Regions from separate parts of the Mus musculus genome. Here regions 1, 2, 3, 4, 5 and 7 are each linked to region 6. A link is a loop called in an ENCODE intact Hi-C map of the cell type or tissue named here. Cell type or tissue: heart. All regions are shown on one strand.

What was found. Peaks named below come from ENCODE experiments on the same cell type or tissue, not always from the same donor. Only the 100,000 strongest peaks of a DNase experiment are listed, where the experiment ranks them.
Region 1: a loop joins it to region 6, with 5 times the contacts of the local background. A loop is called at or near these places in 16 of 42 quality-filtered maps.
Region 2: it touches region 6 in a loop (2.4-fold over the local background); 2 of 42 quality-filtered maps call a loop at or near these places.
Region 3: a loop joins it to region 6, with 4 times the contacts of the local background. A loop is called at or near these places in 8 of 42 quality-filtered maps.
Region 4: it touches region 6 in a loop (3-fold over the local background); 4 of 42 quality-filtered maps call a loop at or near these places.
Region 5: a loop joins it to region 6, with 3 times the contacts of the local background. A loop is called at or near these places in 13 of 42 quality-filtered maps.
Region 7: it touches region 6 in a loop (3-fold over the local background); 14 of 42 quality-filtered maps call a loop at or near these places.

The regions. Positions count from the first base shown.
Region 1 is chr19:53,367,427-53,371,426 of GRCm38, reverse strand. Mxi1 (MAX interactor 1, dimerization protein) reads right to left here. Exons shown (of 6, transcript NM_001008542.3): 4 at 1,771-1,885; 5 at 1,066-1,237. Among named protein-coding and RNA genes, the nearest start is that of Smndc1, 21 kb to the left of the region's middle. In heart, a CTCF peak has its summit at 1,529 (motif pointing right); a DNase peak (open chromatin) is centred at 1,536; H3K27ac peaks cover 917 bases.
Region 2 is chr19:53,205,016-53,209,015 of GRCm38, reverse strand. The region is part of intron 1 of Add3 (adducin 3 (gamma)); the gene reads right to left. It overlaps Gm52402 (a long non-coding RNA gene), which reads left to right and starts at 221. Exons shown (of 3, transcript XR_003952924.1): 1 at 221-280; 2 at 1,098-1,199; 3 at 1,639-1,701. In heart, no CTCF peak of the experiment used is centred here; no DNase peak of the experiment used is centred here.
Region 3 is chr19:53,140,290-53,144,289 of GRCm38, reverse strand. It overlaps Add3 (adducin 3 (gamma)), which reads right to left and starts at 1,534. Exons shown (of 15, transcript NM_001277100.1): 1 at 1,201-1,534. In heart, CTCF peaks have their summits at 1,597 (motif pointing left) and 3,604; DNase peaks (open chromatin) are centred at 1,759, 2,729 and 3,689; H3K4me3 peaks cover 4,000 bases; H3K27ac peaks cover 3,842 bases.
Region 4 is chr19:53,308,843-53,312,842 of GRCm38, reverse strand. Mxi1 (MAX interactor 1, dimerization protein) reads right to left here and starts at 2,337. Exons shown (of 6, transcript NM_001008542.3): 1 at 1,870-2,337. The coding sequence starts at 2,143. All of the region lies in intron 2 of Gm30541 (a long non-coding RNA gene), which reads left to right. In heart, a CTCF peak has its summit at 2,353; DNase peaks (open chromatin) are centred at 122, 752, 1,022, 2,382 and 2 weaker places; H3K4me3 peaks cover 2,774 bases; H3K27ac peaks cover 2,536 bases.
Region 5 is chr19:53,226,622-53,230,621 of GRCm38, reverse strand. It overlaps Add3 (adducin 3 (gamma)), which reads right to left. Exons shown (of 15, transcript NM_001277100.1): 3 at 3,893-4,000. Among named protein-coding and RNA genes, the nearest start is that of Gm52402, 20 kb to the right of the region's middle. In heart, no CTCF peak of the experiment used is centred here; a DNase peak (open chromatin) is centred at 2,397; H3K27ac peaks cover 502 bases.
Region 6 is chr19:53,006,495-53,010,494 of GRCm38, reverse strand. It overlaps Xpnpep1 (X-prolyl aminopeptidase (aminopeptidase P) 1, soluble), which reads left to right. Exons shown (of 20, transcript NM_001374834.1): 7 at 332-427; 8 at 2,543-2,624. Among named protein-coding and RNA genes, the nearest start is that of Mir6407, 2.3 kb to the left of the region's middle. In heart, a CTCF peak has its summit at 2,326 (motif pointing left); DNase peaks (open chromatin) are centred at 1,934 and 2,274; H3K4me3 peaks cover 221 bases; H3K27ac peaks cover 3,293 bases.
Region 7 is chr19:53,235,675-53,239,674 of GRCm38, reverse strand. It overlaps Add3 (adducin 3 (gamma)), which reads right to left. Exons shown (of 15, transcript NM_001277100.1): 10 at 2,824-3,081; 11 at 1,153-1,272; 12 at 182-268. Among named protein-coding and RNA genes, the nearest start is that of 1700001K23Rik, 18 kb to the left of the region's middle. In heart, no CTCF peak of the experiment used is centred here; no DNase peak of the experiment used is centred here.

The DNA of each region.
Region 1 (4,000 bases), 360 kb before region 6:
TAATTTAGGCAGCAAGTTTACTAAAACCCTTTTGACGCCAGTCCGTCTAGACCTCCCACTAAAAGCGCTTGGCCTGTTTGGGAATTAGTACTTAATATTAAAAGATCCCAACCCAAGTGGTTTAACAACATCTGTTTTACATTAAACCAAAAACTAATTCACAGCTCTGTTTATTAATCAGGGTTGCTTTAAAGAGGTTGGGGTCATGGAGAAATAAAATTAAAGATAGAAAATTTATGTTTAGGCATCCGAATTTTTTGGTGGTGTCAACTCTCTATCATAGATCATAGGTGGATCTATGGATTTCTATGGATTCATCAACAAATTCTGAATAGTAACTAAAATAAGCTAATCATAAAGTAGGTTTAAGGGGTTTGCTTTTGATTTTCTTGCATGAAATATAGCTTCAAGCCATGTCCCTCTCTCATGGTAAGAATTCTGCATTTTCTTTCTCTCTTTCTTTCTTCCTTGCTTCCTTCCTTCCTTCCTTTCTCTCTCTCTCCTCCCTCCCTCCTTCCTTCTTTCCTTTGAGATCTGTTTACTTATGTATATGAGTATACTGTGCACTGTGGCTGTCTGCAGACACACCAGAAGAGACACTAGATCCCATTACAGATGGTTGTTGAGCCACCATGTGGTCGCTGGGAATTGGGAATTGAACTCAGGCAGGACCTCTGGAAGAGCGGTCAGTGCTCTAAACTGCTGAGCCCTCTCTCCAGCCCCCAAGAACTTGGCATATTTTAAACAGAACTTTTTCTAAGTCTAAAATTTATTTCAAAATAGAAAGAATGTATATACATATATGAAAAAAAATTGTGGTTCACAAAGGCACTGCCAGAGAATGTTAGGGTGCACAAAGCCCAAGCTGGGGGCTGGGAGTGCGGCTGGGCTCACTCTTCCTAACCTAGCACATGCTACTCGCTGGGTTTGCTCTCTAGCACCAAAACAACAGAAGCTAGACGACAGTACTACATTGGTTAGTGAGAGCCGATGCAGTGTCTACAGTCTCCCCGCCCCCACCCGTCTCGGAGACTCAGGACTTCCTTAGAAAGAGAAGCTGCCTACCTCGCTCTGAATCCGAGCGATCTGAAGAGATGGTTGATCCAATGCTGTCCATTCGTATCCGCTCCATCTCCTGAGGCCCCTGCAGCTGTTCCAGTCGCCGCTTTAAAAACCTCTGTTCTCGTTCCAAGTTCTCTAGCTGGTGCTGGCTCTTCCTCTCCGCTTCTTCAAGTTTCTAAAATGAAGATGTTTTATTCACACCTGTAGTCCAGTCTAGTACAGTAAAACTAATTCCTGCCACAAATACACATATGTGGGTATGTATGTACCCTTGCATATATAAATACTGAGAAACACTTGCGTTTTAAACATAAAAACAGTGGTCTTTTTCCTGTATGGATGCTATGTTACTTGAACAAATGAAGTGAACTATAAAAGTCTGTGAGGTAAGTTCCACAAAGAGAAACCTCCTGCAATGTGGTATTCAGTGGAAAATTACTGAGAGATAAAGCCAAATAACAGCATCTCCGCCAGAGGGCGCAGCTGCCTTCCTTCAGGGTATCGGAAAGACCTTCCCCAGCATTCTCAGGTCTAGATGGCCACGCTGTAAATTTTTTTCATTTATTCGCATCATGCTGCCCCACTGGATCGCTGGTGAGATTTTACAGCCGTTTCTCTGGAGGGCAGTTAGTGAAGAAGAGGACGGTCTAGTGAGCTGTACACGACACACACAGGAATCAGTGCAAATATGGAAAGAAAGATTCTCACCTTGATGTGTGCTTTGGCTTTGTTGAGCAAACCGAGTGTTGTGTGCCTGGTGCAGTCTGGGCCCAGCGGGATCAGAACTTTCAAGCGTTCTAAACACAGGCGCAGGTGAGCTCGTCTAAGAAAGATATCAGCCAATCAGCACAGCCTGGAGAGCCACTAGACACACACAGCAACTTTGAGCTATTAGCCAACAGCCATATTTCACTCCCAACTTTTTAAAGTACCTGCACGGTAGTGGCGCCGACCTCCCGCCCCACCACTCTGCCCTGCAGACAGAAGTCACTTTAGATTATCAGCCCCCATGAACTCTGTCAGACAGCGAATTGTCTAGGCCGCTCCATAAGCTCCGTGCTGTGCTGTTACTAAAGCAATCGAGCTTGGTTTCCCAATGCCTGAGAGCACAGGCTGGAGTACCGGTTTCAGCTACGGTACCTCAAGGAGCTATAAAACGCACTAAGGTTTCCACCTCCTTCCACCTTTTAATTTTACAGACACACACAGACACACACACACACACACGCACAGGCACGCACCCACACTGTTCAGTAACCGCAGCCATCCCAGAGGGCTGGATGTTGTTTATGTAGAGGCAGAAGGACGTGAACACTTCCTGATCTTCAAACATTTTTTCAGTCCTTTATAAAACGTCAATTTCATGTCCAGCGCAACATGGACGACAAAACTGTGCCTGCGGTGGTGGGTTTCACACCTGTGTTGTGAGCGGGCTGCTGCTCATTCCTTTCCCTTCCGCCCTCATGAGCTACCCTGTTTTCCCCACAAGGAACACAGGTGACAGAATTACTTGCTTAAAGTCCCGAATTCTCCGACAGACCATTCTCTGGGAAAGTCAGAGGGAATTTCTCCTGGAAATGCTCCAGGAGAGCCTTGTACACTTGTGGTCTCCAACTATGACCATGTACATAATGGGAGGTGCCAAACTCTGCTGCTCTCCACCTTTGAGTCTGTTCTTTACCAAGCGCTAACAGTTCAGCAGGGGGCTGTAGAGATGGCTCAGTGCTCAGAGCACTGACTGCTCTTCCAGAGGTCCTGAGTTCAACTCCCAGCAACCACATGGTGGCTCACAGCCATCTGTGATGGGATCTGATGTCTTCTTCTGGTGTGTCTGCAGACAGCTACAATGTACTCATATACATATACATATATATAAATCTTAAAACAAGACAGTTCAGCTGCGTGCAGCACGTGGACTCCTTTGGGGCTGTAACTGAACTTCTACAACAGTCTCAGCTGTATCAGGGATAACGCAAGCCCCCCACTTTCCTCTCAAAGGGGACTTTGAGTTTTAATACACAACAGTGATGTCAAGTGACAATTTCCAGTGCAGGAGTTGAGAGAGGGGCGGGAAAGGTGTAAGTGGTCACCTGTGTCACTGACAAGCAAGGGTGATTGAGGGCAGTGAGGTCAGAGGTTTGGCCAATAAAGGCAGGCCCAGCCACAATCATCAAACAATCAGAAGCGAATTTCTAGTCCTTTTACCGAATCTGCCATCTCAAGTCTAGCACTTGACTCTGCAACTTAATGCAGATAAAAGACTGCTTCGATTTCTCTGTATTTAACAAGTTAAAGGCTGCTCTGCTCTGCTACCTACCTAAATCTCTCCGCTGAGGAGCTGCACACGAGCAGGCTCCTCTTGCTAAGCAGACCAGAATCACCATTAAAACCACGCACCATGTGAAGGCGCCTTCGGATTCTACAGTAGGATTCTACACTGTGGTTTCTGCCTAACTGCGCTCCATAAGACACGGCTCGAGGGTGACACACATGCTGGCCATTTTCTTATTAATTAGAGGCTCTGCTCTGAATTCAGCCTTCTACAAAAGAAAGCAACCAGAAAAATGAAGGAAGTATGTCAGAGGAACACTTCTGCCGATTTTGTTCAAACTGCTCAATTCCAAAAGTTTGTCCGTGCAGCAAATTATCTTTTAACATTTTAGGTTTTTTTTTTCCTTTTTTTCGAGACAGAGTTTCTCTGTGTAGCCCTGGCTGTCCGGGAACTCACTTTGTAGACCAGGCTGGCCTTGAACTTAGAAATCCACTCGCCTCTGCCTCCCGAGTGCTGGGATTAAAGGCATGCGCCACCACACCTGGCAACATTTTAGGTTTTAAAACTAGTTTTCTACTGACTAAAAAGGCTAAGTCACACCTGTTTTGTCTTGCTAAAAAAACCTTCACTGAAATAGCAAACCCAAGGATGTAACTCAGTAGTAAG
Region 2 (4,000 bases), 200 kb before region 6:
CACTTCCTCATAGCCACACACCTTATATATGTTAATATATTACTTGCAAATCTGTTACTGTTCAATAAAGCATGAGAACAAGCTTTCCACGGACAGACACTATTAGGAGATGGGGGATTAAGGAGTGCAATGCAGCAACTATAAACGGTGTCATAAAGGACGGAAGTATATGCCGTACAATTCTGAATTCTAAGCAAAAAGAAAAAAGTATTCGGGGTGAGGAGCCTTTAGAGGAGAGGTGCAGAGCACGACACAAACGCTGCTGAGTGTTCTGGAAGTTGTAGGTGTCAACTGCATACATAGCTGCTATGTATCATTTATAGGCTATCAGCAAAATGTGAAATTTTCATTTTACCTCTAAAACTAAGTAAGCGTTAGTTTGAAAGCATGAAGCTTTACCATCAAACAAGCTCGGAAAAGACTATGTTAGGATCTAAAGCGTTGGCCGGGCGTGGTGGCGCATGCCTTTAATCCCAGCACTTGGGAGGCAGAGGCAGGCGGATTTCTGAGTTTGAGGCCAGCCTGGTCTACAGAGTGAGTTCCAGGACAGCCAGGGCTACACAGAGAAACCCTGTCTTGAAAAAAAGAAAAAAAGAAAAAAAGAAAAGAAAGGAAGGAAGGAAGGAAGGAAGGAAGGAAGGAAGGAAGGAAAGGATAGGATCTAAAGCGTTAAGTACAGCACAGCAAATGCACAAGGCCGGGACACTGAGAAAGCCAGGCAGGCAGGTGACAGACATTCCTAGTGCTCAGGAGACAGACGGAGGAGGGTGGGGAGCATAAAGCCAGCCTGGTTTACAAGAGGAGAAACAATAACAACCAACCAATCAACCAAACACACAAAAATAAAGAAAAAGGAAAAAGAAAAGAAATAGAGGAAAAATTGGCTTATAATGCCTGTATTTCCAGCACTTGAGTTCAAGGTCAGCTTAGGTCACAATAAATTCCAGACACACCTGACCTATAGTGCCTGACTGTGTCAAATGAGGAAAGTCAGGGAAGAGATTATATGGCTCGAAGACCAGATGAGCAAGGTGAAAGAGAGGACTGGTGACATGAGTGTGGCCCTCACAGGTTAGTTCTGTCACTGCGTCTCCTAGATCCAGGAAACAATCCAGAACATGACCTCCACGAGAAGTGAGGGGTTATGAGGTGAGCACTCGTTGCAGATCCGGGGTTCAGGAAAGACTCAGCGCTCACAGGTTAGTCGCTAGCAATCCCTCAGATAGTTGGCTCATTCCCACTTGGTCCTCCTGGGGACAAGGACCAGCTCCCCCATCCATCGTGAGCTTAAGTCTACTTCATTCTTTGTACAGGACTGAGTTTCAAAAAAATCAAAACTACTTGCTTTTAACATTTTCATAAGTTAATTTTGAGGTCAAGTTCATTCCTAAGTGGTCAAGTTCATTCCTAAGTATTACGGCACATCATCCAGACTCAGAAAAAATTTAAATGAGTATTAAAAATACAAGTGATACAGAAAACCTCCCCCAATTCCCACTTTCTATTTATTAAGCTAAAAATATTTTGGTTTTTTGTTTTGTGTGTGTTTTTGTTTTGTTTGCTTGTTTGTTTGTTGTTTTGTTTTGGCCATGAACATTTGGGCTTCCTGCCTTCATCTCCCAAATTCTTGTATTATAGGTATACTGAAAAAAATTTCCAATTCTCTTCAATCTGAAGAAATACATCCTACAAGGCACATCATTAAAAGTGAGTTGCGTTTGTCAAGGAAACTTTTACCCCAAAGTCTAGAGAACTGAACTGTTGCCATATACCACACTTCTGTGTCTCTTCCTAGGGGGATCACTGTGATCAGTGGGGATAGGAGAGGCCTGCAGATGGGGAAATGAAACAAAGTGCCTTACTTCAAATACAGAGCGGATATGCAGCCAACCATTGCACTGAGCACAGGGTCCCAGATGGAGGAGTTAGAGAAAGGGCTGAAGGAGCTGAAGGGGTTTGCACTCCATAGGAAGAACAATATCAACCAACCAGAGCCCCCAGAGCTCCCTGGGACTAAACCACCAACCAAAGAGTACACATGGAGCGACCCATGACTCCAGACTTATATGTAGCAGAGGATGCCCTTATTGGGCATCAATGTGAGGAGAGGTCCTTGGTCCTGTGATTCCTCGATAGATGCCCCAGTGTAGGGGAATTCCAGGGCAGGGAGGCAGGAGTTGGGTGGGTAGGTGGGCTAACACCCTCATAGAAGCAGGGGAACAGAGGATGGGATAAGGGGTCTCAGGGGTGGGGGACCAGGAAAGGGGATAACATTTGAAATGTAAATAAAGAAAATATCCAATTTAAAAAAAAGGGGAGGAAGGGGCTGGAGCGATGGTCAGCCGTCTGGAGCATACTACGCCTGCAGAGGACCTGAGTTCTAGCTCCAGCACCCACTGGGAGGCTCACAACTGCCTCTTTATTCCAGCTCCAGGGACCCTCTGGCCTCTGCAGGCACTTACGCTCACATATGCACAAGCACACATGTACACAAATATTAAAAATAAAACAAAAGTGAAGTAAAATACACACAAACATTTAACAAAGCCTTTGCTCTATTTCAGGGATCTCAGCTGGAGATTTGGCTTTCTTTACCACAGCTGGTAAAATCCTGCTGGTGAAAAAAAAGTCAACAGATTTTTACTACAAAGGGTCTGATTTGAACAGATCTTCCAGCCTTTGTAACTGGGCAGTAAGAAGACCCACAGAATCATAGCCTGATCTGCTTTCTTCTTGGAAATTCCGTGCTGAGCCAGGATGTGTGACACATTAAATCCAGAGAATAGTGCCTAGAAATTACTTCGCAGTATTCTTTGGTCATAACCAGCCAGGATAGAAGCCTGACGATGCTTTTTAAGGGAGCCCAGAAGCCTGACGAGGGCTTTAAGGGAAGTCCATAAAAGAGATTCCTGATTGGCCCCAGAAATTTGTTTCACATTTGTACTTTTTCAAAATCTTTATTTGCCAAAATTCAATCCTTTAGATGTCAAGTTTCCACCTTATGACTTATTTGTGTGTGTGGATGTGTGGATGTGTGTGCCCAGGTGCGCCTGCAGAAGTCAGACGACAACCTCAGGAGGCCTCTCCTCTGTGATGGGCTCTATGATCTAACTCAGGTTGACAGCTTTGTTTAACAAACCTTTTATTTGCTGAGTCATCTTGCCAGGCCTAAAGCTGAAGTTTGATATTCCTTAGGAAACAGGCAATTCCCAGCTTAGAATGGTTTGGACTCACATTTTAGAAACCACGTGACATTGTGAGAACAATATATATGCAACATAAACTATACTTTAAATTTTGATCGTTTTTATGGGCCTAATACAGTAAGATGGTCTCTGTTTTTCTCAAGTTAACTAAAATCTTTACTAAGTAACTTCTGATATCAGAAAGTAAACCAGTGTTCTCTAAGCAGAGGAGTGGTACTGCGGCCACCACAGAGAATATTTCTCTGTCCTTGAAGCATCTCTTCCTCCTCTTCCTCTTGCCTCCCTCGATCTTGCCCTCTTCCTCCTCTTCTCTCTTGCCTCCCTCTCTCTTGCCCTCTTCCCCCTCTTCCTCTTGCCTCCCTCGCTCTTGCCCTCTTCCCCCTCTTCCTCTTGCCTCCCTCTCTCTTGCCCTCTTCCTCCTCTTCCTCTTGCCTCCCTCGCTCTTGCCCTCTTGCCCCGCCTCTCTCCTCACTCCTCACCTCTCTCCGCGTGGTTATGGCTGGCCTCTACTCTACTTCTCTCCTCTCTCCCTCTCTCTCTCTCTCCCTCTCTCTCTGGCTCTACTACCCTCTTAACTCCCCTCCCCATGCCCTGAATAAACTCCATTCTATACTAAAAAAAAAAAAATCTTCCTCTATTTATGTTCATGTGTATGGATGCTTATATGTATGTCTGTGCACCTCATGCATCCTGGGGCATCAGGTCCCCTGAGGCCAAAATTATAGATAGTTGTGAGTTGCCAGGTAGGTCCTGGAACCAAGAGCAGTAAGTGCTCTAAGCACAGAGCCATCGCT
Region 3 (4,000 bases), 130 kb before region 6:
ATTTAGCTATAACATCTTCCAGAAGTGCTCGAAAAGAAACAATTCTATCAATGAGTCAGCCTTGTACCTTAAATACACAGGTCATTCTACTGGTCAAGTAACTTCATTTTAAAAGGACATATTACACTGTACTCTTACTAGAAGTCTGCCAAAACCCAAATCAGTACATGTTCAGCACACTGAGGATGGAGTCCATTCTAAGAAAGGCAATCATTTCATACTGCTAACTCTAAAATTTCTATAATTTTATAAATCACTGTAAAGAACTCACACATGTTTATGTAGCTCATCCCAAGCCCCAGAGTCTTATCAATTCCTTCCTGAGCCTGGCTCCTAATCCTCACTCAAAGCCTCTTGGCTGAGCTAAATCCCACACCACTCTAGCAAAGTCAATTCCAAGAGCACATGTGCCAAGGATATTTAGTGGTTTTCCTTACACTCCCACTTTAAACGGGCATCTACTTGCAATTAAATCTCTGCAACAAAAAAAGTTCACCTGAGGCCATTCTTGTCATTTTAATAGAGGCCTGGTTTAATAGTGGCCTTGCCTCAGCTATTACATACCTCCAAAGAGGTTGGAAGTGCCCCAAACACCAGCAAACCAAATCTGCTGCCAACTGGGCTGTCACCCCGCAAGGAAGAATAAAGTATCAGGAATGCTTGAAAGGTTATAGTGTGTGTGTGTGTGTGTGTGTGTGTGTGTGTGTGTGTGCGCGCGCGCGCGCGTGCTCGTGCGCACTTTTAGTGTGTGTGTGCTGGGGAGGGTCACACTGATTAGATAAAGTGGTTGAACAATTTCAACTTGTGACTGAAGTTTCTTAAGCCACGAGGGGGTAAAAAAAAAAGAAGAAGAAAAAAGAAAACAACAAATCAACACGGTCTTCTTCCACCTTCTCCAAGCGCGGGAACCTCCCACCGTCCCCGCGAGCACCTTCGGGGTCAGCAAGGCTCCCCGCAGAACAGGATTTTGCAATCCCACGCCCTCGCTGGGGGAAGCCGGGGACGCCCGGGTGAGTCCCGGCCCACTCTGCGGCGCCGCACCCCGACTCCTCGCCCCCAGGTCTGCACTCCTCGGCCCCGTGGGGCTCGCGTTCCCGCCCCGAGCACGGTTCACCTGAGGCCGCGCGGCCAGCCAGTCCGAAGCCCCCTCGGCGTGGGAAGCGCGGCGGGACCCCGGGCCCTCCGCTCCCGCAGGATTACCTCGCAGCGCAGCCGGCTTTGTGCCCACTCCTTCGCCACCGCCGGGCTGCAGCGGCCGCCCGGTCCGCCGCAGCCGCCTCTTAACGTCGCTCGCTCGGTTCCCGAGGAGAGGGCCGGGAAGGGAGGGGGCGTGGAGACGCAGGACCTGGACGCCGAGCCCTCGGCAGCGGGAAGTGGCGACACCTGGTCGCCGACGCGTCTAGCTCTCGCTGCTTCAAAACATCATTTAAAGCCCTTTCCTCTCCCTCCAGCCCCTCGCCCGCACGACCGTTACCGGCGGGCGCCTCGCGCTCTGGCGGGACCAGCCGAACTCCCCACGAACGCCCTCTGGCCCGCCCCTTGGGCTCCGCCTCCACAGGGTCCAGGACTCCGCCCCCTACAGGCTTAGTCTCGCTTAGCACCCCGAAGGCCCCGCCCCACAGGCCTGAACGCCTTGGCCCCGCCTACCACAGGCCACGCCTCAGGGCTCTTGATTCCGCCCTCTACAGGCTTGACCCTTCTAGTACCCCAGCTTCAAGGCCCCGCCCCATGGCCCGAGAGCTCTAGCCCCGCCTCTTATAGGCCACGCCCCAGCAGCCTTCACTCCGCCCAGTACGGGCTGGGCCCTCGTAGCTCAAAAGCGTGCCCCTGGTTCCGCCCTTCGCCAGCCCAGCGTTTTTGCTCCGCTCCTAATAGGCCACGCCCCCAACAGGCTCTCGCAGGTCCAGGCCCCGCCTCTGCTGCCCCTTGAGATCTCTGGCCCCGCCCCTCGAGGCCCCCCTTCGAGCTGCAAGCTCCGTATCCGTGCAGCTGCGGCAGTGGGGGCCTACGTGCTCCGCAGGCGGAGGGCCTGTTGCAGGGCGCCTGCCTGGCGCCTCTGCAAGGTCTTCCTCCCTCAGTGCAGCTCCGATCCGCTGCCGGAGAAGGAAACGACCCCGAGAGAAACCCGATTGAGAGTGGGAGGGTGACGCCACGGAAACATCTACCTCCCCAGTCCTAACGTGCTTCCCCCACCCAGTGAATCTCAGCTGAGCCGTAGCTTTCAGATTGAGCTTCTGTGGCCCACTGAGGCCGCTGGGTTTTTGGGGGGAGAGGCCACAATAGTTGGACTTCAGCTCGGCTCCCACAGGAGGGGGCCTCGATTTTCTCTTCAGCATATTTGCGTTTGGGGGAGCCTCCCGCCTTCACTCACTCCCACAGAGGGACGGGGCAAGGGCCTTTATATTCATTTGGACCAGCCCAAACTCTGCACTCCTACTTTGGCTAATTGCCTCTTAAACCTTCTGAGAGCTGACCTCTTGGGAGATGAAAAGTCTAGGCTCCGCCAGCAGCCTTCAAAATCTGTCTAAAGCCAGGCAAACTTTGCAACACTCATTTGCAGAGTCGGGGATCCCTCCACAGGTGACACTGGGCTGCCCACCCCCGCCTCCCAGACGGGTTTCTCACCCCAACCTATTCTCGAAATAGACCTCCAGGCACACGCTCGCTGCTCTCCTCTGCCACCCACGACTTGCACACCACTCCGGCACACATGCCCTCTCCACTGCACGAATTCACCCTCAAGCACACTCCTCCCAACACCATTCTAGTGATTCATGGTCCCTGGGGTTAACCCCACCCTAACACACACAGCAAACTTCATTTCCCCACCCTTATCTCCCGTCCTTTCCAAGGCACTGGCGACAGGCCACTTCATTTCCTTCCTCATCTGCAGGCTCTCTTCCCCCTCAAATACTTCGCGCCAGCCTCCTCATCTTCATCCCCTTTCCCAAAAAAAAATGTGCTAATTAAAATGTAGTTTCCTCTTCCCACATACGAAGTGTGGCAAATGAATAGCGTTCTTGGCAAACGCTGCAATTCATTTATCCTCCTTTTCTCTCTCCACTGGACTAAAGCTATAGAAATTTTAGTCTGCCACTATCACCCATTTGCTTTTTTTCTAAAAAGGAGAGAGAGACCATGTCTTCTTATTTTTAAACACTCAACATTCGTGGGGGAAGTCTTGCTAAGCTTTAAGGAGAAAAAACGGCATCTAGGAAGCGCTCAACCCATCATTTTATTTGCCATTTAAAAATATCTGCAGTGTTTGAGAGCGAGATTGGGAGTGGCTGTGTTTTCTGCATTTAAAAAGAAAAAGAAAAATGCTCTGCATGCATTAGGTTAGCCTTTTTTACGCATAGCAAGAGAGGAAAAAAAAGTACTGTAGCATCACATATCATATAATAGTCTCTCCACTACCCAGAACGTGTGTGTGCCAGACAGAACTGTAGACCCCAACCCACCTCCAAAGGACTGCAGATTCACATAACGTTTTAAGCATGGCTGATGGGGAGTGCATTTTGCCACCATTGCCTTTCCCACGCGTTATGAACAAAATGGGAAAGAGATGTGCTTACCTGCAGGCGATCCGAAGCTGCTTTGCCAGCAGGGGAGCCGACGTGTGTCCGTCTTCCCCGGCTTAGGTGTGGATTCTGCAGTGCTGCACGGGAACCCACTGCAGCCGCGGAGCAGCGGCGGCGGCTGCTGCTTCTCCCAATGCTGAGTTGTAAAGTGTGTGACTTAGAGACTCCACGGTTGCCGTGAGGCGCTGGCTTAGAAGAGAGGAGGCAGAATCTCTCTTAAAGGAATGGGTTTGGTTTTTCCTCTCCACTGTTGCTTCATCAGATGTAAAGGGCGGGGGGGTGGGGGGGGTGGGAGGGGAGAGGAAGATCAGGAAATTTTTTTTTAGACTGAGCAAAACAGTACAGCTGTGGGAGGTCAAGGTTAAAATTAACTGGGTGAAGGGAGCGACTCAATGAGAAATGCTAGAAGCACTAATTTT
Region 4 (4,000 bases), 300 kb before region 6:
GGAGTCGGCGCCACGGGACAGACTCCAGCGACAGAGGGGATCCGGGAGGGGGACGACTACAGAAATCGCGCCCCTCCCCCTGCAACAAAAGCAAACACACCAAACAAAACCACCTCTTCACCCAGCTCCCTACTAGCTGGGCTTTTCAGAAACTATTCTCCAGACGAGTGCACCCCCTCCACACACACACACACACACACACCCGGGTGAATAATCGCTCAGCGACTCGGCTACACAGCCTGACGGCGATGTGCCTCTGGCAAGCCAGGCAGGCACTCGGAGCAAAGAGGCGACAGAGAAAGAAAAGATCGCACCACAGACCTCCCAACAGAAATCCTTGTTTTGGTCCTACCCCGTCCCCACAAATTGCGCTGGCGATACTCGGTTACTTTAACCCTAAAGGCCCGGGTGTATTTGGGGAAGGTGTTTTTGTGTTTTGAGGGCTGGCGTGTGTGTGTGTGTGTGTGTGTGTGTGTGTGTGTGTGTGTGTGTGTGTTGGGGGGGGGGGTCTTGCAAGACCTGACACGTTGCAATCGGGTCTCTCTCCCATTGATCTCCTACTTGTTCTGACAGATTACACATCTCGTTTTTCTCTTCTCCGTGAGTCTTTCTCTCCCTTGGCCCGATCTTCCTTCTCACAGCTATTATTCTGATGGTGCTGGAGACGCAGCACACGCTTGCCCCCGTTAGGGTGCTGCTGAGTCGAATGCCTGGCGAGAGCTGGGGGTTCCAATGGGCAGGGACAAAAATGAAACAAATACAGAGAGGAAGCCCAGGCCCGGGTGGGGTTCCTAGCATCGGTCTCCACCTGGGGGGGAGTGCGGGGGGGGTGGGGGTGGACGGAACCCTGTAAGGCGTTTGCCTTGCTCGTCCTGTGCGTCTCTGAAAATAAAGAAAATGGACACAACCGCCCACACCTTTTCCCCCAACTATTGTTTCTGCGGAATCCTAAAGTTTGCTTTTAGCCACGTCCCCCTCGCCAAGTCCCCCCCTCCCTACCCCAGCGCGCGCAGGACCGCAGGTCCAGGGAGGGCTGCCGGCGCTGCCTGGTTCCTCTGGCCTGTTTCTTTGAGGGGACCAGAGGCCGTGGCATCCCAGAGGCAAGGAGGCACAGGGGAACTGTGTCTGTGGACACGATGGCCTGAGCCTAGTCCTGCTGTGGAAGGAAGGAGAAACGAAGTAGGCAGGAAGAAGAGCCGGAGTCCACGGCGCGGAGAGCTGTTCGGTGGTGGCGGTTGTTATTGTTGTAATGTGTGTCTGTGTTTTCTTTCTGGAAGCCCTGAGCTCTGCAAACGGTTTCCAACTTTCAGCTTCTCATCCCCACCCAACCCTGGAACGAGCGACAAAAACAGAAACAAAACAAAACAAAAAAATAAAAACAAAACAAAACAAAAAAAAAAAAACCAAAACCATAAGCCAAACCAAAACACTTGTCTGCCGGAGTAGGCTCCGGAAAGAAAAAGGAGGAAAAAAAAAAAAAAAAGGGAAGAAAGGCGACCTCGGAGAGACGAGCTCGCAGCCTCTCAGCCCAGTTGTCAGCAAACAACAACACTCCCCCACTCCTCGGCCAGGCCGTCCTCCGGGCCTGCTGGAGACCGACAGACCAAGGCACCGACAGGCTCCCTCTCCCCTTCGCTGTCTTTGTTACATCTTTAGCAGCTTTGTGCGTGCGTGCGTGTCCTTTCTCCGGTGTCATCGGCTTTACTGCCGAGGGTACGTGTGTGTGTGTGTGTGTGTGTGTGTGTGTGTGTGTGTGTGTGTGTTTGTTGCGGGGGGGCGGCGGCGAACCGAGTAAGCGACAGGGGTCGCACAAGGGGGTGAGAAAGAAAGAGCTGGACGCAGGCGAGCAGTCGGGGCCCCCAAACTTACTTTTGTTTTCTTTCTCGATCTGCTCCAGGTAGCTGGCTGCCTCGAGCAGAATCTGCACGTTCTGCAGAAAAGTGTTGATGTGCTTCTCCATCGAGTTCTCGCTGGTGTTGAAAATGTCCGAGAAGGGGCACCGGGGCTTGGCCCCCGCCGGCTCCTCCGGCTGCGCCGGGGGCTGGGGCGCGGCCGCGGCCGGGGGCATGGCCGGGGGCGCGACGGGGACCAGCCCCGCGCCCTCGCAGCGCGCCTCCTTGCGCGGCCGCCCGCGTTTGCCCATGGAGGCACGGGGGTCCGCGGAGCTGCTCCTTGTCCGGGGCTGCGCGGCCGGCCGAGCTGCAGGGCCTCTGGGAGACCCGGCCTGCTGGAGTCACCGAGGCACCGGGGCAAGGAGCCGGCCTGACTGACTTCCCGAGCCTCGCTGCGTGCGGTTGTGAGTGTGAGTGTGTGTCGCTCTCGCTGTGTGGGTCTGTGTGTATGGGAGATTGAATGAACCTACAGGACGGACGGAGGCGCTGTGGCGCCTGGGTCCTAGTGCGAGCCCGATGCCATCTGACCGGTCAAAATAAATGGTGGCGGCTAGGGAGGCAGGGCCCGCCCCCTGCCTATCCAGCACCCTTCCCCGCCTCTCCGCAAATCCTAGCTGCGTAGACAGCACTGTGCTTTAATAAGAATGGGAAAAAAAAAAAAAAAAACCCTCGGATGTCTCTAGGTGGACCTGGATAAAAACAATTTTTCTTTACAGAAAAATAAATTCAGCACAATGCCTGGCACATAGGAGGTCCCCAATAAATGATAGCTGCTAGGCATTTTTTAAAAAAATAAAAAAGACCTTATTTCAAAATCAAACAATAAAAGCCCAATTCTGACGGGAAGAATAGAAACATCACATGTAACTAGAAACTCCTCCCAACACAAACATTTTACACATGACCCCTCACACGCTCGAACACACACACACACACACACACACACACACCTGTGTGTACCTTCACACAAGCAGAGGAAGTCTCCAGGCTACCCTGTCCGGGTTCAGATTTACCGACTCCTTTGCAACCCTTCAAATGCAAAGTTATTTTCCAGGAAGCGGGAGGAGATGTGAGCATCTCTCCACACTCACTCAGTCCAGCTGTGCAAAGCTCACAGCAGGGCGTCACTACAACTGCCTGCCCTTTCACTTGACAGAGTGCCCCCTAGATAGAAGTGGCAACCTAGGAACCTCTTCTTCCCTCCTTCCCTCACTCCCCACTCCCACACCTGGAGTCTTTATCCCCTACTCCCTCCAACAGTTTCACTGCTGCCACTGGGAGCCACCAGGCCTGCCTGACCAGAGTGTGGGAGACACCTGGATAGCCTGGTAAAGAAGGCTTGGAGTTCTCGGCCTACTCAAGCAGACTGAACAAATCAAATCCTCTAACCCTTCCTGGTCAAAATTTGCACATCCCTGAAACCTCTGAGAAGATGCTTTCGTGAACTAAGTCAAAACTACACCTAGAACATCTTGGGCACATACTAAGAATTTTTGTTTTGTTTTGTTCCTGAAGATCAAAGCTTTGTGCCTGCTGGGCAAGTGTTCTCACACTGGGCTACAATGGCAGCCCCTCTGTGAGAACTTTCTCAGTTGGAACCTAGGTCCCCTTTGCTGCTGTAACTTGAATCTAAGTCAGAATGAATGAGGTAAACAAGACTTTTCTGCACTTCACTGGAAAACAGTTCTAAAAGGAATCTACCCAGACTGACCTCGTAAGGGGACCTGGACTTGTGCTGCCCCCTGTCCTCACCAGCCCAGAGACACTTCCCTATACTTTTGTCACAAAGACTGAAAATGGAAACTTTGTTAACAAAGAATATTTTCTTTGCAAAATGCTCTTTAACATTTACAGCTCATGTGTATACCCCCCACTCCCCCCCCCACACACACATAGACCTGCAAGAAGGCCTTTGTGTGCTTTCAAAAATATTATAAAACTAGGCTGTGAATATAACAGAGTGGTAGGGCAGCTTACCTGCCCAGCGTGCACAAAGCCCTGAGTTCATCCCAGGAACACATGCACACGTTTAAACATAAATAGGGGAAGAGGTAGCTCAGAGGCTAAGGGCACTGGTTGTTCTTCCAGAGGACCCAGCTTCAATTCCC
Region 5 (4,000 bases), 220 kb before region 6:
CCTGCTGACCTCAGAGTGCTCCCTCCCTTATCATCTACTTCCCAGGTCCTCCCTTTCTCCTTTGCCTTCCCTGAGTTTAGGCTTCTGTTTTACCCCTCCCTCCTTTACTTCTCTTCATGAACACACTCACACACTCACACACTGTCTGGTGCTATTCTGTGAGAACATCTTCTCTGACCAGGTCCTCCTCCTCCATCCTGCTAGCTATTTATTTACAAAGATGTATTTATTATTATATCTAAGTACACTGTAGCTATCTTCAGATAGCACCCAAAGAAGGGGTCAGATCTCATTCCAGATGTTGTGAGCCACCATGTGGTTGCTGGGATTTGAACTCAGGACCTTCGGAAGAGCAGTCAGTGCTCTTAACCACTGAGCCATCTCTCCAGCCCGTGACAAAGTAACATACACAACTCAAGTCCACAGTGATTCTACTCTCACTTTTCTTGCTTTCTTCTCTTTATTCCTGTAATGTTGACATTACAACGTCTATGAGCTCAATTAGCAATCTTTACTCAGTATTATTTTTAAATTTTATTTTTAAAAATCTATCTATCTATCTATCTATCTATCTATCTATCTATCTATCTATCTATCTATCTATCTATCTATCTATCTATCTATCTATGTCTTATTATGTAGCCCTGGCTGGCCTGAACTTGCTATCTAGACCAGGCAAGCCTAGAACTCCTACAGATCTGCCTAACTCTGCCTCCTGATTGCTGAGATTAAAAGTGTGCTCCAGTCTTTACTTCTGAAAATTTCCTGGTCACCAGTGGTAACTTAACCACGGTTCACTGCTTCCACATGGTTCCTTACTTTCCAAACTTGGGTCTATGTCTTAACTCACTTGTAGATACTGCAGCAAGTCTCTTCCACTTCTTGCTCCTGCCTGTGGCACTGCTTAAATTGTAAGAACTTTTAAAGAGAAACCCAATTGGTGGTGTGTGGTAGTACATTCCTATAGCCTGTGCACTTGGGAGGTGGAGAAAGCAAGATCACAAGTTCAAGGTCATCTTTGACTATATAATGAGTTCAAGGCCAGCTTGAACATGAGATCAACATGAGATCCTGTCTCAAAAATAAAATAAATGGTAGGTTCAAAGTAAGAGATCATCAAAATTTGCAATATTGCAAACTACTCCAAAGAAACAGTTTCAATCATGTATAGGCCAAACAAAATACTTAAAAACAATTTTTCAGAGAAAGGGTTTCTCTGTGTAGCCCTAACCATCCTGGAACTCACTCTGTAGACCAGGGTGGCCTTGAACTCAAAGATTTGCCTGCCTCTGCCTCCCAAGTACTGAGATTAAAGGCATGAGCCATTGTGCCCAGCTAAAATACTTTAATTTTTAATAAATTTTTATAGTCACCATTATTTTATTCTTACATAACTTCTACTTCTTACATAACTTCTCTGTTTTCACACTGCCACAAAAATCTTCCAAATGGGTCCATTTGCACTTCCTGACTTCTAGTCACTCCTGGGATATGGGATATGGCTTTCCTGCTACCATGTTTTGTCACCTATAACCACAAACATGTTCCTGATGTGGAACTAGGATGCTCAGAGGGGCGAGTCTGCATTAGTCCCTTCCCCATGTGGTACAGTGGCCTGGGTGGCACTTCTCTGGATCTGCCTGCAAGACACTCTCCTAAGCACTCAACTGCATTTTCAATGGCTGTGGCATCTCAGCAACTCAAAGCAAACATGCCACAAGTTTCTTTCATTTCCCAAACCAAACTAGATCCTAAACCCTGGTTCTTCCTAGTTTTCTTGTTAATTCTATGAAATCTTCAAGTTCATTCTTGCACAGAAAATCTAGTGCGCCTTTAAAAATCACTCCAATTTAAAAATGTTTTCCCACTATGGTAGCAACAAGATGCCAACTTCCAAAGCAGGCCATGATGACATCACAACACATTTAAATATCATGTGCCCTGCCTCTGCTCTTGTCTAATTCTGCTCTATTTGTCCCCTCAGAGGGCACTCAGGCCGCTATCTTTCTGCTCCCTGAAGAGCCCAATCAAATCCCCACTTCTTTCCGATTTGGTTCCTTACCAGGATGACCTCATGTATGTACTACCCAGACTCTCCAAGCACATCACCATACTGTAATTCTTGGCATGGCAATGCCCTATTGTCTGATCACCTGCTTTATTTAGTGTAATTTCCTAACTCCAAGGGAAAGAGAATCTTGCCTGTGTAGTCCTTGTCTCTACAACAGTGCTTAGTACAACAGTGCTTAGTACAACAGTGCTTAGTACAAATGCCCACTGTAACAGAGTGCTTAAAATAGCTCTAGCTTTGAATTGTTGTTTCTGCTGGCAGACTGTGTCTCTGCAAGCTAGGTGACTCACGCGCCTGTACCCAGCAGGTCTGGTCTGCCTCTAAGCTCTCTAGGGTTCTCCTCCCTCATAGACCCACAACTACACAGCTGATGCAGGCACGGGCCTCTCTCTTTCAATGATCTGACTCAGTTTCCTTTCCTTGCCTGGCACTCATGCAGAACAGCAGCCACTAATCCTCTTCACTCGGGCTTTCACTTTCTCTGCTGGCAGCTGCTTGGGTCTAACAGTGAAGAGTCTTTTCAGTCGGATCTACGTCCTTTCCCTAGATTGCTACCCCAGGACCCTCAGGCCCAAGGCAATGGTGCCCTTGGAGTTCTACAAACGCCCCACCTGGCACCCTCCTACTGTTGGGTCTCAAGTGTTTAGAAAAGACTTACATTCAATAAAATATGACTTAGAAATCTCTATCAACAAAAGAAAGAGACAGCGGGGATACATAAAACAAAGAAAAGCCCCTTATCTCTTGAGTCTTCCGTGAGGCTGTCTGCTGGCCCTATGTGGCCTCTGCACCTGCCCGCCACTGCAAAGGCTCTGAATATGGTTACAGCTGAAACACTAGAACGTCCAGCCCATGGTCTTAGCACTTCCAGGGAGTTCAGAGACACAAATTGCTGCTCTTAGCAATGAGCTACACAATGAGTAAAACGCCTGGTCCTTTATACGATGCTCTCAGAAGCACACCCTTCCAGATCTGACTACCTGGCCCTCTTCCTTCCTTCGTCAGTTTTCTTCACACAACAATCAACATGAGGCCATAGGAAAAGGGGAACGGACAATTTCTTGTGAATGGCTTTTGAACATTTTCTTCTACAGTTCTTGTTATGGCTTGATTCTGAAATGTTCACTAACGGATTATATGTTGAATGCGTGGTCTCCAGTTTGCGCCCTATCGTGAAGGCTATACAACCTTTGGAAGTGTTGCAGCTGCTGAGAAGTAGGCCACCAGGGGCAGGCCCACTCTCTGTCTGCTCCCTGTGCTGTGCTGTGTGTGTGTGTGTGTGTGTGTGTGTGTGTGTGAGGAGCTGCCGTCTGCGGCTCTCATCTCACAGGCAGAGCTGGGTTGCCTTTGCTGCCGTGGTGGACTGAATCCACTTGGAAACTGTGAGTCAAAAAAAAAAAAAAAATCATAGATTACTACACTGGTCCTCCAGGGTTAATTAAATTATACATCCATCTGGGAGAGTGACCATGCCTTACAGTATTTTAATAAGGCTTGAAAAGCTTCCTCAGTGGCTGGCTCATATGCTACTCTAAGTATCAGATGTTAGTAGCCTTTAAAAGGTACTGGGGACTGAGCCTATGGCCTTGTGAGTAGTACCAGCCACTGAACAACATCTCTAGACCTCTTGTGGCCTTCATTACTTTTCCCAGGCTGGCCTTGGTTTCATGACCCTTTGCCGTCACTGCTGAGCGCTGGTCCTGCAGGCGGTAGCACCAGACCTACTTATCCGTCCTATAGCTGAACAGGAACACGTTGCTAAGGAGCACAGTGCTCTGCAGCAGAGGAAAGCAAGCATCCCAACGGGGAGAGCAAGCGTACTCAGGGAGGGCGAGGAGAAGCCCGAGAAGGAGCTGGTCACGATGTAATCCGCAATCTGCTGTAACGCTAATAAGCCGCTTGGGTTGTGGCCTTTCTTCATCTGCTCTT
Region 6 (4,000 bases):
AACTGTATGTGCAGCCCTGTGGATGAAGTCCTCTGAGGAGACCTGGGTATGTCCGGAGCCATAACTGCCCCGAGCAGTAAGACCCTGGTAGATACCCGTGCCTGGCAAGTCTAGATGCTTCGTGGGCATCTGTGGGATAAACATGTTCCTGGTGAGGCAGTCAGGGCTCATGGCAGTCAGGTGACTTGGCAGAGTTCTTCTGAAGGGATGGACAGGCTGCGTGCTTGCCGTAAGAAGTGGTACTGTGTAAGAGTGTTTGGCGTAAGCCTTTTCACTCGGCTTCTGGCCTCCCGGGATCACAGAGGCGTCAGAAGCACATTGTTCCTTGCAGGCATCTCGTGGAAGGAGAAGGTTGCAGACCTCCGGTTGAAAATGGCAGAGAGGAGCATCGCGTGGTTTGTAGTCACAGCCCTAGACGAGATTGCATGTGAGTACTCCGGTTCCACGGCGGAGGCATTACCAGATCTCCTCCTTGGGCCTCTGGGAGTCTGTGTGTTCCTGCCATTCAGCTCTCTGAATGGTGAGGCAGTTTGCAGCAGTGTCCTGAAACCAGAGAGCAGATGCCAGCTAACACAGGGGAGGAAGCATTCCAGGTGGGCAGTGCACAGCCAGGGGCTCCTGGCAAACCCTTGTGTGATGCCTGTCTCTGGCCTCACAGTCTGAAGGACTGTGACTTCTCTGAGGAAGAATATTTCTCCTAAACACTTTCTGTGTTGCCCTCTCTTTATACTTACATCGTTTCTAAGGTCTTCACAGAGAGAATATTCTAGTAAAGTTTTTACCTCAGAAAACCTAAGAACTGAGCAGTCTTTAGGCCCTTTCCCTTAATCTTCTGACTTTCCACCACCCTTGCCCTGTGCAGTTGTTCAAAAATCTGTCATCTTCCAGAGTCTGAGGAGCCTGACTGAAATGCTCCCTCCTGTCTTGCTCTGACTGGAAGAGGCTTTTGTGTTTTATCTCCCCACTAGAGAAAGAAAGCCCACCCTGGGATGCCCTGCCTCTTCCATTCCACAGGCTTTGTCAGACATCTGTGATTGTTGTCTCTCACTAACCCTGCGTCAGAGGGAAAAACACACCAAAGTGCTTTCTCCCCTTGAATATAAGACAAATATGTTGCCATTTAGGAAAAACTGCGAAGGGCAGAGGAAGTAGAAGGAAAACAAGGCCACTGAGGAATATTCTTCTCTGAGTCCTGCTCCCTAGTGATGACCACTGTTGACATTTCTGTGTGTCTGTCATTCATTCCGCCTGGTGTTTAAATGTGTCAGCACGCTGGGAACAAACAGAAATGTAATTTAAGCATTGACAATTCCATCAAATGGTTAAACTCCACTCTGCCTAACAGTTTCCATATGGAGGCCTCTGGGCTATTTCCAGTTTCTCTATAAGTTATTATGATATTCTTATCAGGACCATGGCTCATACACTTCTTAGTTTCTGATGATTCTCGTCTTCCTATTTCTGGGTGACTTTGCGGGTAGTCTTGTGAGTGTAAGGGTGAGCATGTGGCAGGACTTTTGGCACATCCATTCCGTCACATGTCAGCAGCCCTACAGTTTTTTCCTTTCAGAAGAAGGTAGTAAGCTTGTAGTAAGCTTGATGTGGGGCGCACGCCTCTAACCCAGCACTTGGGAGGTAGAGGCAGGCGAATCTGAGTTCTCGGGCAGCCTGGACTATGTAACACGTTCCAGGCTGTCTAGGGCTATACAATGAGACCTTGTCTCCAAAACATAAGAAACCGAAAAGGAGTCAGCATGAGGTTAAGCCTTCCTGCTTTTCCTTGAGGAGCCATTATTTTAGCATACAGGCAGCAGCCTTTTGTACTTGGCCCTTTTGCTCTCTTATCTGTAAGAGCAAGCATTAGAGCTGGCAGCCAGGACCAGACCTGTACAGGCTGCTTGTCCACCAGGCTTCTCAAGTGTTTGGTGACCTCATCAGACTCTGGGCCTGGCTCGGGCCAGGCCCTCCACCCAGCTGAGTAACAGCCCTGTGTGGCTCAACCACAGACTCCTGACTCACTACTGAAGCTCTGTGTCCATGGAGCGCAGCGGGGTCTCTAGGTCACCACCTCCGTCTTTCTGTCCTAGGTCTTTGTTTTGGAATGGAAAGAATGCTGTGTCCTCCTTATATTTGTTGGGGCGGGGGGTGGTGGTGGTGGTGCCAGAATTTGTAGTGCAGCAGCACTGAGCTTGGCAGGTGCCCACAACTAGGTTAGCAGTTTCAGCTCTTAGGGGGACACTGGTTAGGGTTTTCTGATCTTGCTCCCTCCTCGGCTTGCATCATGGCCAACTAGGGAACAGTTCTGGTGCCCTCAGGTGGCAGAACCCAGCAGCTACAGCTCCAAGACAACCAAGACAATTTTCCAGAGATTTGGAGCCCTGTGTAAGGTCCCTCCCTCCTTTCTGAGAGATGTGGAATCCTTTGATAGGAGCTGAATTTCTATGCAGAAACTCTTCCCTCCCCCAAAACCTACCTGTTAAGCTTGATCTGGGAGCCAGGCAGCTGACAGAAACTATTTTTAAGAAAATGCTTTCCTTTTTAGGGCTGTTCAATCTCCGCGGGTCAGATGTGGAACACAATCCTGTGTTTTTCTCCTATGCGATCGTAGGCCTAGAGACGATCATGTAAGTGTCCTCTCTCACCCAGGCTCCCCTTCCTGGTCCTCGCCCCGCCGTTACTATAGCTGCTTTCTCACCACGCAACTCCCGCTTTGTCCTTTTGTCCTTGTCTGCCCTGACAGGTGTTTATTTTTATCCTGCCTTCTTCCCTCCAAACCTCTAAATGTCTTGAAATCCACAGAAGTATTTATAGTAACACGAGACTGAGAAATAAGTACACGAGCCTATCAGAACATAGGTTCTTCATGAGGTTCCTGCTGTGTGATCTTGCCCAGGCCACACAGGTTTCAGGTTTCCCAGAAGGCAGTGCAGAGGGAGCCGTCTAGGCTCAGCTGTGTGGTTCTGGACCCCAGGCGTCCTAAAGGCCAGCAGTGACGTGGGGGATCCTGGTCTCTGCTCTGTTGACCTGCCAGGGATCACTTCAGAGCACTGCTTTCAGGCTTTCATTGTCTTTCTATTGGATGGGATTCTGTTCTCTTGTGATAGAACACTCTGAGTAGAAGTCACGTAGGGGAGGAAAGGATAAACTTGACTTAAACTTCCATTCCGTAGTCCATCGTTGAGGGGAACCAGGGCAGGAACTCAAACAGGAGCTTGAAGAAGGCCCTTGCTTATCTGGCTTTCTTATACAGCACAGAATCGCCTGCCTAGGGAATGGTGCCACCTGCAGTGGGCTGGGCCCTCCTGTATCAGTTGAACCAAGACAATTCTCCAGAGATTTGCCCACTGGCCAATCTTTTTGGACAGTCCCTTAGCTCATTTGCACTTCTCAGATGGTGGTAGGCTGTGTCAAGTTGACAGTTAAAACTTAATTAGAGCAGGGACTAGTCTGCACACATCTTTAATTCCAGTTCTCAGGAGGCAGAGGTAGGCAGATATCTGTGAGTTTGAGATCAACATGGTCTTTATAGTTCTAGGACAGCTAGTGCTACAAAGTGAGACCCTGTCTCAAAAAACTATCTACCTACCAACCAACCAACCACCTACCCACCACCAGCAGCAGCAGCAATAGCAGTAGCAGCAACAACAACAACAAAACCATTCTTATTTCTTTTCAGTTTTTTTTTTTAACTTATTGTGTAAAATAGTGGGTTTCATCATAACACTCTTCCACGTATTTATCACTGTACCTTACTGATATTTGGGCATCCCATTTATTGACTGTAAACTGTGTTGGGGCTGGTGGTAGATGCTAGCATGAGTGTCAGGACCCTGGGTTATACTTGAGAAGCTGAGCTCTCCTTTCCCTGAAGGATTCAGGCATGTAAGTGTGGGACCATCCCGTTAGGAGCTGTCCTGGGTGTGTAAGAGGAGATGGCTAGAGAAAGAAAAAAGTGCAGTGAATCAAAAGTGAGAGGGTAGGTGAGCATCGTGGTGCGTGG
Region 7 (4,000 bases), 230 kb before region 6:
GTAAGTTCACCTTTGCCTCTAAACACTGGGATGAAATGTGGCATCTAAGTTTTATGGGTTCTTTTCATTTTTTTAAAAAACAGTTACTTACAGCAACTTCAGTAAGAAAAAAAAGAAGAAAACGAAAACGTGAAGTCTTTCTGTGGAGGGTGGAGCCCGAGACGCAGCGCTTCAGACTTACCGAAGGCGGCTTGTCCACAACGATCCCCGCCAGCAGCTGAGACTGCGGCCCTGCTGTCTTCAGATCATAGCGATTCTGTTCCCGGATCTGGATGCAAAGAACAAGTTCTTGGGGTGACCATGAAGATGGCCGCTGCGCTCTTTTCCTAAAAGCTGTTGTCTTACATGCTCGAGAAAGAGTCTCTTTAATTTTCATCTCCACGAAGCCCTTTCCACCATCTGAACGCTAGCTGGCACTAATCCCCACCCCGTGGCGCTCAGTGTCCTCCTGTCCTCCCTGTGAGAGAATTGGACTTTAAAGCACACAGGCATTGAGGATTTTCCCCTCACAGAGCCTGCTCACTAATGACAGCGCAGAGCTGAGCTTAAGCTATCATTGACGCACTTAGGTAGTCAAACTTCTAACTTGTGCCTAGAAGCCACCCCTGGTGATTTAACCATGGAACAGGGTAAAAACTGTACTGAGAATTTCTTCAAGCACCCAGCTACGCTATGTAATGTGATTCTGTTCTCATACCAGGGGTGGGACATGGAGCCACTGACTGTGACTGTCTTGTGCTCTAGGAGGGCTGTGATTTTTGCCAGCTGCAGATAGTTTAGAGTTCTGGGGACTCTTGAGAGGGTATAAATGCGAGAGCCTGAGATGGCCTGGGGTGGCTGCTGTAGCACCGCCCACCCTCCCCTGCTGCTGTCTCTGCTGCTGAGTTTGCTATTGGTGGCTTGCTGGTTGGAGATATCCTGATGATGGAGACTGGACTTGCCCCAAGGACCTCAATGCTCCTAAGCCGCAGGAAGAAGTCTAAAGAGGTCTACCCCCTCTCCCCTCTATCCTTCTCTACCCCCTAGTATTGGGGGTTTGGAAGGGATTGGGGTGAATAAGGGTTGGAAGGGTGGTAGCTAACAGAACCCAATAAAGTAGCCCAAAAGTCCCCTTCAAGAAGTCTCTCCTATGAGCACAGAGCTGTGGCTTACCTTATTTCTCTTTTCTAGCACCTCCGTCGGGTTTGTGTTTAAAGGAACAAACTGATTGGGGTCTTCAATTTTGATCGGTGTCCCACTACTGACTTTAGAGGAGTCTTCTGCTTTCATCCACTAAAGAATAAAGAATAAAATCATTTCTAGAGTGAAGCTTTGCATTAAAGAAGTATTCGACATTGAGTAGCCAGGCTGAATCTCATGGGGGCCTATTACTGCCAACTGTAGTTTACTAAGCAGTTTCTTGGTGGCTAACTCCTATCTCATGCCAGTTAGAGCAGCTTCACAAAAACATTCACTTAGATGAAGCAAAGGCCATCATGGTGCACATGAGTAATTAATTACACTTCTAATTAAAGCTCTCTCCTCCTGACAGATGCAAGCAGGATGTGGAAACTGCTATAGACAGACACACACATGGCTGTGATTGGCTGGCATCTGGACTCTGTCTCCTGCAGTGAATCTCACAGGGTAACAACAGCCAGCAAGTCATGGAAACACTCACTCACTCGAGAAACGTCTTCAAGGTGCACACCTTTTGGTTTTGGTTGACATTAGGACAAGGCTCGAAGCATGCGGTCCTAATGGAACTACAGGGTTTGAAGGACCTCTCACCCTACACTCTCACCCTTAGAGGAGGCTCATGCAAGACCATGGTTGCTGACCGGCAAGCTCTGATTATTGAATAAATTCTAGGAAGCTTATCAATTTAATTACTTATTTTTTCCTGAAGAAACCTTATAGACAGGTAAAATAAATGTCTAAACATTTCCATATTGAATTGATTTATTTATATGATAGTGTGAACTCATTTTAAGCAGCTAAGGAATGCTTGGTGGTGCTGGGAATTAGAGAACCAGCCTTTTATACAAGCACCCAGAAGGCAAAGATGGGTAGGTTTCTGCAAGTTCCAGGACAGCCAGGGCTGCACAGTGAGACCTTCTCACTTCTCCCAACCCTAAGTAACTTTGGTGGTATGTACTTCAAAACCAAACCAAATCTGAACTAAAACATTTAAAACAGATAAAGTAACCCATCTCTAGCTACAGGGTGATCCCTAAAAGTAACTATATAACTATGCTAACTTACGCAACTAAGGCACAGTTTGGTGTTGGAAGGGTTCACGTTTGAGTGCACTGGGCTGCACCAGCCACACAGCAGTGCAATGCATGCTTACCAAGAAGGTTCAACAGAGTGTTGCCACTCAAACTATGCTTTTACCCTAAAACCCAGTCAGCCTCTTTGGATTCTCTAGCTAAAAAGGGAGGGAAAAAAGTATCCACTTTGTATTGGAAGAAAGTGAGGAGCTGGAGAGATGGCTCAGGGGTTAAGAGCACCGACTGCTCTTCTGAAGGTCCTGAGTTCAAATCCCAGCAACCACATGGTGGCTCACAACCATCTGTAGTGAGATCTGATGCCCTCTTCTTGTGTGTCTGAAGACAGCTACAGTGTACTTAGATATAATAATAAAATCTTAAAAAAAAAAAGTGAGATTATCCATGAACGGGGTCTAGAACAGAGCCTTAAAGTGAATACTTGATAAATGACAGCGGCACTGTGTTTGCAGTGTCTCCTACTTTTCTAATAGCTCAGGCGTGGGACATTCAACTCGAGAGTAATTACGTAAGTCACTTTGAGAAGGCAATGCTCTGCAGAATGGAGGCGTACCGTGATTTTGGTCCTGGGACTAGTTTCCCCGTTCCGAGACTCCTCCGGCACATTCACCTTCATGTAAGTATTTGGTGAATTCAGCCATCTTGTTTTTTCACGCTGCTGTCTCTGTGCCATGAACTTGAGGGGAGAGAGTGGAGCACTGTCATCTTCAAAGGAGAAGGCAGTCACGGTTGCAGGGATCTCCACGTCACTCTTGTGCCTAGGCTTCTCTCGGACCAGAGGATGCCTGTACGCATAGCCTGTTCTGTAGCCCTGTGGGAGGCAACGGCCACATTGAAGCAAGCGAGCCTGTACCAACAAAGCACTCGGTGCTATAGCATTAAGCAAATGATTCAAAAAGAGTCCCCAGATGAAAGACATGTAACACTGGAGTTGAAATTAAGCCAATTTCAAGATATGATTGAAAGTGGCTGCAGCTGGCATTCCAACTTCTATCCAACTGTCTTGACTTCTACATAGGAGACTGGTGTTGAGAAAACAGAGCTGGAGTCTTTCTTCCTAGGTCTAAAGAGAACCTGTCTCCTAACCCTCCACTGAGGATGGTAATCAATCTCAGATGACATCTTCCATGCCATGTGGCTAAGTGGTCAATATCCTATATCTAAGAAGCTAAATAAAAGCTACAAGCAAAAACTACCTATTAAGGAAACACAAGGAAAGGACCTGAGTGTTCTGCAAAGGACCACACTCAAATGCACAGGTCCATGAAAAATGCAAATGAAACCACATCTGTCAGGGTGTCTAGTGTCAGGCAGACCAGAGATGAGTCTAAGGGAAAGAGGGAAGAGACAAACGTCCCTGTGCACTGTTCTGGTGGGATTAGAAATTAATACACCCAACATCAAAAGCAGTGCGGAGGATCCTCATCCTATTAAAGTAAGTAAATATAGCTACTCCATAATCTAGTAACCTCACGACTTCCTGGATATTGATAGAAGGAAGGAAAATCAGTAGGCTGAGAGGTACTCACACCTCCGTCTTTATTGCAGAATTAGTCACAATAAGATAGGGAATCAGCCTATGTGTCTATCAATAAAGGGATGGATAAAGACAATGTGGTTAGCTTTGGAAAAAGATATATTTTTTCTGTTGTGCAGATTTAAAAACTTTTGAGCTTTGTGCATTATGTCTCAATAAAACCTGCAAAACTATAGAAGAAAACGTAAGGAAA